Regions from separate parts of the Homo sapiens genome. Here region 1 is linked to region 2. A link is an interaction called in ENCODE POLR2A ChIA-PET data of the cell type or tissue named here. Cell type or tissue: PC-9. All regions are shown on one strand. Region 1 has its middle 38 kb from the start of CALML5. Region 2 overlaps ANKRD16 (ankyrin repeat domain 16).

Region 1 (4,000 bases), 410 kb before region 2:
TCTAATTTCCCTGCCTTTTTACCTTTCTCCAGTGGGTGTGCTTACATATTTTCAGCAAAGAATAGTCTCTGCCCTGAAAATCTTCTTAAACTTCATGGTCCGTCTCAGGATGTGTGTATGCACAGTGGTAAGGGAAACCAGGTCATCTTATTAGCCATCCGTGGATCACAGGTAAATCACCCTGGGATCTATCAGGACACAACTGACCCATCAGATGTGTTCAGCGACTTTTGTGGTAGCTGGGTCTACTTTGTATTTAATGCTTTTCTCAGTATGCAGACAGCATGATATTTGTTTCAAATATATATGGCTATAATGCTAGTAATTAATTTTACAAGCATCAGAAAATGCCTAGTTAAGGCCCCCATCTGTAAATGTTGATGACAGAGGCAGAAAGACCTAAAGTGGCAATGTTACAGTTTGCCTTCATCATATTCCTCACTTGAAATTCCTGCCTGTCGCTAGAGCTGAAACTGGCTAAGAAGTATACACTTAGGAGTCCTAGGGGTTCAAAGTAGATGATATCTCAGCCTTCAAATGGGCTTTTTTCTTCTTTTTTTTTTTTTTTTGAGATGGAGTTTTGCTTTTGTTTACCAGGCTGCAGTGCAATGGCGCAAACTCAGCTCACTGCAACCTCTGCCTCCTGGGTTCAACTGATGCTCCTGCCTCAGCCTCCCAAGTAGCTGAAATTACAGACACGTGCCACCACGCCTGGGTAATTTTGTATTTTCAGTAGAGACAGGGTTTCACCATGTTGGCCAGGCTGGTCTTGAACTCCTGACCTTAGGTGATAAGCCCACCTCTGCCTCCCAAAGTGCTGAGATTACAGGCATGAGCCATTGTGCCCAGCCCAAATGGGCTTTCTAAAATTGGCATGAGAGAACACTGATGAAAGAGTAATACCCCTTTGTCCACGGAATCTAACTCCGGTGCGAGGAATGTCCTCAAGAATAAATCTCCCTAGACCCAGAGAAGTTTTCATTTTGTCTGCACTCAGCAATCCCCAGGACCAACTGCAAGACCAAAGACTTCTCCCGGAGGGACGGTTATTCGAGTCCAGTGGTACTTACGCTTACAGCATGCATATTTGAGGTTCTAATGACAGCCAGGACCCTCTCCCCAGGAAAATGTATGTACATCCACATCCACATGACTTTGGAACTTCAGGGATATTCCCCAGACCACCCTGTGGATGCCAAGTTGAGATCCTCTTGTCTGTCCTGACAGGACTCCAGGGAACCTGCCGGGGAACACGGATTCACTTTGTTCCTGTGGGTTCTCCGTGCACTGACATCACGTTTGTTATATAAAGAAGAGTCAAAAACATCAACCTTTCACACTTCTCGCTGGTCTGCTAAGTCACACTTGTGACACATTCGACCGTGCTGAATATGTTTCTTTGGGATAATATAAAAGTATCAAGTATGCTTTTGTAAAGTACTTTCAATCTGATACCACATAGCCTTAGCTTCAGAATACTTCTCTCTTCTAAGACCTGTTCAGTCAAGAAATGTGCCTGTTTTCTTAGAAGGTGGGCTGCTTGTGAGACGGATGGATGCAGACTTGAGTGAAAGCAGGTGCCTTTCCTAAGCCTGGAATGACACGGTCCTGTACAGAGACGCACAGGTGTCTCATGACGAGTGGGGCATTAATTTAAAAGTGCTTGAGACAATTAGAGCTCATTAGGATAATAACTACCATGGATTGAAACATCAGACACATTTAAGCCCATAGCTACATAATGATTCTTCACAAAATAAAAACTTTGATTTCCTTTGGAGTATCTCAGGGAACGAATGTAGGGCTTTGAAAACTGTAAATAAAGGAAAAGAATCAGGCATTTATCCTCCTATTTCATCTGCAGACTATCAGAGCAACCAAATAGCTAACAAAGGGGAGATTGTCTGTGGAGCAGCAGCCCAGCTAATAAATGAAGGAATGGTAGTGTCGCCATCTCATAGCCCTGATGCATTGAAGGATCATCAAAGGCACAGAACACACAAGCCACTAACTCCCGAGGGACCCGCATCCCAGCTAAGGCCTGCCAAGGTCACACATGAATCTGATCTCCAGGAAACTAAGACAAGTAGAATTTCTTCAATGAAATAGAAACCAGAAAAAGGAGAGATGGAGGGGAATCTATGACCTAAGAGACAATTGCAATGCATCGCCCTCATTTAGAGCTAAATCAAACTTTTTAAATAAGAAAATATCCAGCACTGAGTGTATGTTTAAAGTCAAGCAGTTACTGTTAGATTTTCGTGTTTAACAATAGCACTGTGATCAGAGTCATAGAGGCATTTACTGAAATGTTTATGGGTAAAATTGAACGACAATTGGGATTTTCTTTGAAATTACGAGGCAGGAGAATGGTTGGGACAAAAATGAAACAAGATTGGCCATAAGTTGGGAATCACTGAAGCTGGATCAGACACACAGGAAATTCATCATACTCTTTACACACATTTGTGTGTATATTGGAGATTCTTTACTAAAAAAGCAGAAGTTAAAAAGAAAGTGTGGTGGCACATGTAGCCCCAGCTACTCGGGAGACTTGAGATGGGAGGATCGCTTGAGCCCAGGAGTTTGAGGCTGCAGTGAGCCATGACCCTGCCTGTGACTAGCACTACACTAAGCCTGGGCGACACGCGAAGAAACCACCGCTTTAAAAAACGAAAAGGAAGAAAAGAACTTGTGGAATTCCAGTTATCTATAATGCTTCCAGCTCCTCAGCCTCTTAACTCTCGCCAAACCCTCAGCCTTTGCTTTTCAAAATACTGCATTTGCTATCTACTGTCTCACAGAAACGCAGACCTTTTGCCTGAATTTCACACTTGCTGTTCTCTCCATTACAACTTGGCAGTCATATTAGGCTAATCTGGATTCTGGCTTCATTAATACAGCCCCTTTCCTCCCTCTCCTCTCCTCCTTGTATCTCTCTACCATGATTTGTTTCCTTTGCCAACACCTTTTTCTCTGCCACACAAACGTGGCTGCCACACTCCGTGTGAGCTGAGGCAATGAGAAGACACTGAGGAAGCTCCTCGGCCCCCCAGGAAGCAATCCACCCAGCCTGGCCCTGAGAATTTCACCAACGGCCAGTGCACTAGCTGCATTACCGTCTTCTAAGAAAGGAGATAGCGTTACAATACCTGGAAATGTTTGCTGTTGAGTAGACTGGAAAGTAAGGCAAAATTAGCTAGATTCAGAGGAATCTGATAATCTCCCATAGAATCGACATTGCTCAACAGCTGCTGCTGGGGGCGGGTGGGATAGCCTTTTGTTTTCCTCTTTCACTGGGCAGGACAAGCAGGGACAGATCTATCAAGTTAGACCTGGAAACCCACATGGATCACTTAGTCTGATCCCCTTTGCCAGCTGAGGAACCTGAAATCTACAAACATCAAGTGAATTGCCCAAGATCAGGCAGCTGGCTTGTGGCAAAGCTGAGATTAAATGCATCTGAGTGCCCCTGTATTTGTTGTTCTTCCTTCCCTCCTTCACCTTGTCCCACCAGGCACCGGCTTTTCCTCTCCCGTCCAGCCTGCCCTCCCTCCAGCCTGAGATGTGGTCCCCCTGCCCCATTCTACCCTACCCCAAACTCCCAGGCCATGCTCTAAATGCTGGGCTCAGTGGTGCCCTCCCAGGGCAAAGCAGCTCTTTACCATGCATGCTCCCCACCTCCGATTCTCCCCCAAGTACCAGTATCCAGGGTCGGCCTCCTAAACCTGCACCCCTTCCCCCTCCATCATCAGCTCACACAACTGCACTCGTGCCCAGACGTCCCTGCTCCCTTTGCACGCTGACTCCCCAGCTTTCTCTAGGCCACCCCCACCCCCACCTTCCTCTAAGCCACCCTCAACCCCAGCTCCCATCTCCAGCAGCCGGCAGCTTCCAGGAGTAATTCATCAGATTCAACCTCGGCAGCACCTGGAACACCTCCTCCGCTCTTGGGTACCAGCACACTCTCCTCATCTCCTACCGCCCTCGCCTCTTCTCC
Region 2 (4,000 bases):
GAGGAAGAGACAGAGACAAAGGAGTCAAAGAGGGAGACAGAGAGAGGAAGAGACAGAGAGGCTGAAAGTCAAAGAGAGAAGGAGAGAGAGGAAGAGACAGACAAAGAAGAGTCAGAGAGAGAGAAACAGAAAGTCAAAGAAAGAGAGGGAGAGACAAAGAGGGAGTCAGAAGGAGAGAGAAAGACAAAGAAGAAGTCAAAGAGAAAGAAAGAGAGATGGAAATAGTAAAGAAAAAACAGTGTACCCTATTCCTTTAAAAGCCAGGGTAAATTTAAAACCTATAATTGATAATTGAAGGTCTTCTCTGTTACCCTATAACACTCCAATACCACCTTGTTATCAGTGTAAGCAAGGGCGTAGCCTGAAAGTACTGAGGCCACTGACAACCCATAGCCTTCCTATCAAAAATCCTTAACCCAGCAGGTTTCCTAACAGGGGATCTAACTCTTAACTAATTACCATACAAAGGTCCAACCAGACCTAGGAGGAACTCCTTCAGGACAGGACCATAGATGGTTCCTCCCCGGAGATTAAGGAAAAAAGACACAATGGGTATTCAGTAAGTGATAAGGAAACTCTTGAAGAAACAGAGTTAGGAAAATTGCCTAATAATTGGTCTGCTCAAACCTGCGAGCTATTGGCACTCAGCCAAACTTTAAAGTACTTACAGAATCAGGAAGAAGCCATCTATACCATTTCTAAGATAATATGGACTGAACGAGGTTTTATTAATAGCAAAGAAAAATTAAAATCCCAAACTTATAAGGTTTTCAACAAAAGTAAAGTTTGCTAAAATTTAACAGTGTAACATGTATTATCCTAACCTCTAATCTTATGGAAATCAGACCCTATCAGCGCCCCTCAAAGCTCAAGTCCATCAGTGCAGAGCCATCCACTAATACCCCTACTTATAGGGTTAGGAATGGCCACTGCTACAGGAACCGGAATAGCCAGTTTATCTACTTCATTATCCTACTACCACACACTCTCAAAGGATTTCTCAGACAGCTTGCAAGAAATAACAAAATCTATCCAGTAAGGATAGTAACTACGATCCCAAATAGACTCTTTGGCAGCAGCGACTCTCCAAAACTGCCGAGGCTTGGACCTCCTCACTGCTGAGAAAGGAGGACTTTGCACCTTCTTAGGGGAAGAGTGTTGCTTTTACACTAACCAGGCAGGGATAGTACGAGATGCCGCCTGGCGTTTACAGGAAAAGGCTTCTGAAATCAGACAACGCCTTTCAAACTCTTATACCAACCTCTGGAGTTGGGTGACATGACTTCTCCCCTTTCTAGGTCCCGTGACATCCATCTTGCTATTACTCACCTTTGGGCCCTGTATTTTTAACCTCTTTGTCAAATTTGTTTCCTCTAGGATCGAGGCCATCAAGCTACAGATGGTCTTACAAATGGAACCCCAAATGAGCTCAACTAACTTCTACTGAGGACCCCTGGACCAAACTGCTGGCCCTTTGACTGGCCTAAAGAGTTCCCCTCTAGAGGACACTACAACTGCAGGGACCCTTCTTTGCCCCTATCCAGCAGGAAGTAGCTAGAATGGTCATCACCCAATTCCCAGTAGCAGTTGGGGTGTTCCGTTTAGAGGGTGGGTTGAGAGGTGAAGCCAGCTGGATTTCCTGGATCAAGTGGGGACTTGGAGAACTTTTCTGTCTAGCTAAAGGACTGTAAATGCACCAATCAGCACTCTATAAAAATGCACCAATCAGCGCTCTGTGTCTAGCTAAAGGATTGTAAACACACCAATCAGCACTCTGTAAAATGGACCAATCAGCAGGATGTGGGTGGGGACAAGTAAGGGAATAAAAGCTGGCCACCCCCAGCCAGCAGCGGCAACCCACTCGGGTCCCCTTCCACGCTGTGGAAGCTTTGTTCTTTTGCTCTTCATAACAAATCTTGCTGCTACTCACTCTTTGGGCCCACGCCACCCTTAAGAGCTGTAACATTCACTGCGAGGGTCTGCGGCTTCATTCCTTAAGTCAGCAAGACCACGAACCCACCAGGAGGAACAAACAACTCTGAATGTACCATCTTTAAGATCATAACACTCACCGCAAGGTCTGTGGCTTCATTCTTGAAGTCAGCAAGACCAAGAACCCACCAGAAGGAATAAATTCTGGACACAATACCACAAAAAGACAAAGAAAGCAAAGGTGCGGGAAGAAACTTTTGGACAAGTTTGTCCAACCTGTGGCCCAGGTGGCTTTGAATGTGGCCCAACACAAATTTGTAAATTTTCTTAAAACATTGAGATGTTTTGCGATTTTTTTTTTTAAAGCTCATCAGCTATCTTTAGTGATAGTGTAGTTTATGTGTGGCCCAAGACAATCATTCTTCTTCCAATGTGGCCCAAGGGAGACAAAAGATTAGATACCCTGCTTTTGGAGGCGAGGGATGTGTTTATTGCCTTGGCCGTGGTGATAGTTTCCTGGGAGCACAAATATGTCTGAATTAATCAAACTGTATATATCAAGGATGTGCAGCTTTGTGTACCAATTATACCTCAGTAAAACCATTACAAAAAGGAAAAGAACAAAGGAAATGCAAATTCCTAGAGTCCACCCTGGACCTACAGGCCCAGCTCTCTGGGGCTGCCCAGCCACCTGTGTCCAGCAAGGTGGGGGCCTGAGAAGCACTGCCCAGGCCTTTGCTCCCCTAATGGACTATTTCACCCTTCCCTAACTCGTCAGACCTCCCATACCACATCCTCACTCTCAGCTGATCACCTGCTTTCCTATTTCACTGAGAAGTCGAAGCACCTAGAAGACAGCTTGGTGTTTCCCAGCACCAAGGGCCCCAGCTCCTGCTCAGCACCCTTCTGCTCAGCTTTCCCTCTTGAGGCTGGGGAGGAACCGGCAGGGTGAACGCGAGTATTTCTCCTCATGCACAAGAAGCTACTCAATGCAGCAGCTATGGCCGCCCCTGGGAACTAGCTGGAAGCAGCTGGGGGTTGCTGGGGGGAGGGGTGGGTGGGTGGGAATCTGCATCTTTAATAGTTTCTAATTTCAACTTTTATTTTAAATACAGGGGGTACATGTGCAGGTTTGTTACCTGGGTATATCGCGTGATGCTGAGGTCTGCAGTAAGGATCGCATCACTTAGCATGGTATCCAGTAGGTAGTTTTTTTGACTGGCCCCCGCACCCCTGGACTCTCTCCCTCTGAGAATCTGCATTTTTCTTTTTTTCAGGATCCCTAGGTTTGAAGGAATCTGCATTTTAACAAGACTCTAGTTGCTTCGTACAGACATTAGACTCATTCCTCCTCCTCACTTTCTGTTGGACCATTCTCTCAGCAATCTGTAAACTGTAATCTGCTCCATTAAAAAAACCAAAACATCGATCCACATCCCTCTCCACTGCTTCATTTGCAAGCTCCAGGTTCTGCCTTCCCATTCTCTCTCAAACCTGCTCTGATCTTTGTCCAGCTCCTCACCGACCCCTTCACGGAGGCCCCCAGTGCACCTGCGCAGTGAGGTCAGCTTCGCAGGGGCCCCCAGTGCACCCGCACAGTGAGGTCAGCGTTGGCTCTTGGCCTCTCTTCCCTGCGACTCTGCCCGGGCACCAGCCAGTCCTCATTCCCTCCCTACTGCTTTTTTTTTTTTTTTTTGAAACAGGGTTTTGCTCTGTCACCCAGGCTGGAATACAAAAGTGCAATCATAGCTCACTGCAGCCTTGACCTCCTGGGCTCAAGGAATTCTCCCACCTCAGCTTCCTTGGTAGCTGGGACTACAGGCACACCACGCCCAGCTAATTTTTTGTATTTTTTGTAGAGGCAGGGTCTCACCATGTTGTCCAGGCTGGTCTCAAGCCATCTGCCCGCCTTGGCCTCCCAAAGTGTTGGGATTACAGGCGTGAGCCACGTGCCTGGCCATTGCTATTTTTAAAATGTTGTTTCAATTACCCCCAGGGTGTCACTCCCCTTCAGGATGCTTTGGGCCTTCCAGAGTAGGAAGAGTAACAAGAGACCTGGTTCACCTGT

What was found. Peaks named below come from ENCODE experiments on the same cell type or tissue, not always from the same donor. Only the 100,000 strongest peaks of a DNase experiment are listed, where the experiment ranks them.
Region 1: POLR2A ChIA-PET joins it to region 2 with 9 read pairs; 2 of 35 experiments call an interaction of 5 or more read pairs at or near these places.

The regions. Positions count from the first base shown.
Region 1 is chr10:5,459,430-5,463,429 of GRCh38, forward strand. No RefSeq gene overlaps it. Among named protein-coding and RNA genes, the nearest start is that of CALML5, 38 kb to the right of the region's middle. In PC-9, no CTCF peak of the experiment used is centred here; no DNase peak of the experiment used is centred here.
Region 2 is chr10:5,866,794-5,870,793 of GRCh38, forward strand. All of the region lies in intron 7 of ANKRD16 (ankyrin repeat domain 16), which reads right to left. Among named protein-coding and RNA genes, the nearest start is that of TRV-TAC3-1, 15 kb to the left of the region's middle. In PC-9, no CTCF peak of the experiment used is centred here; no DNase peak of the experiment used is centred here; H3K27ac peaks cover 365 bases.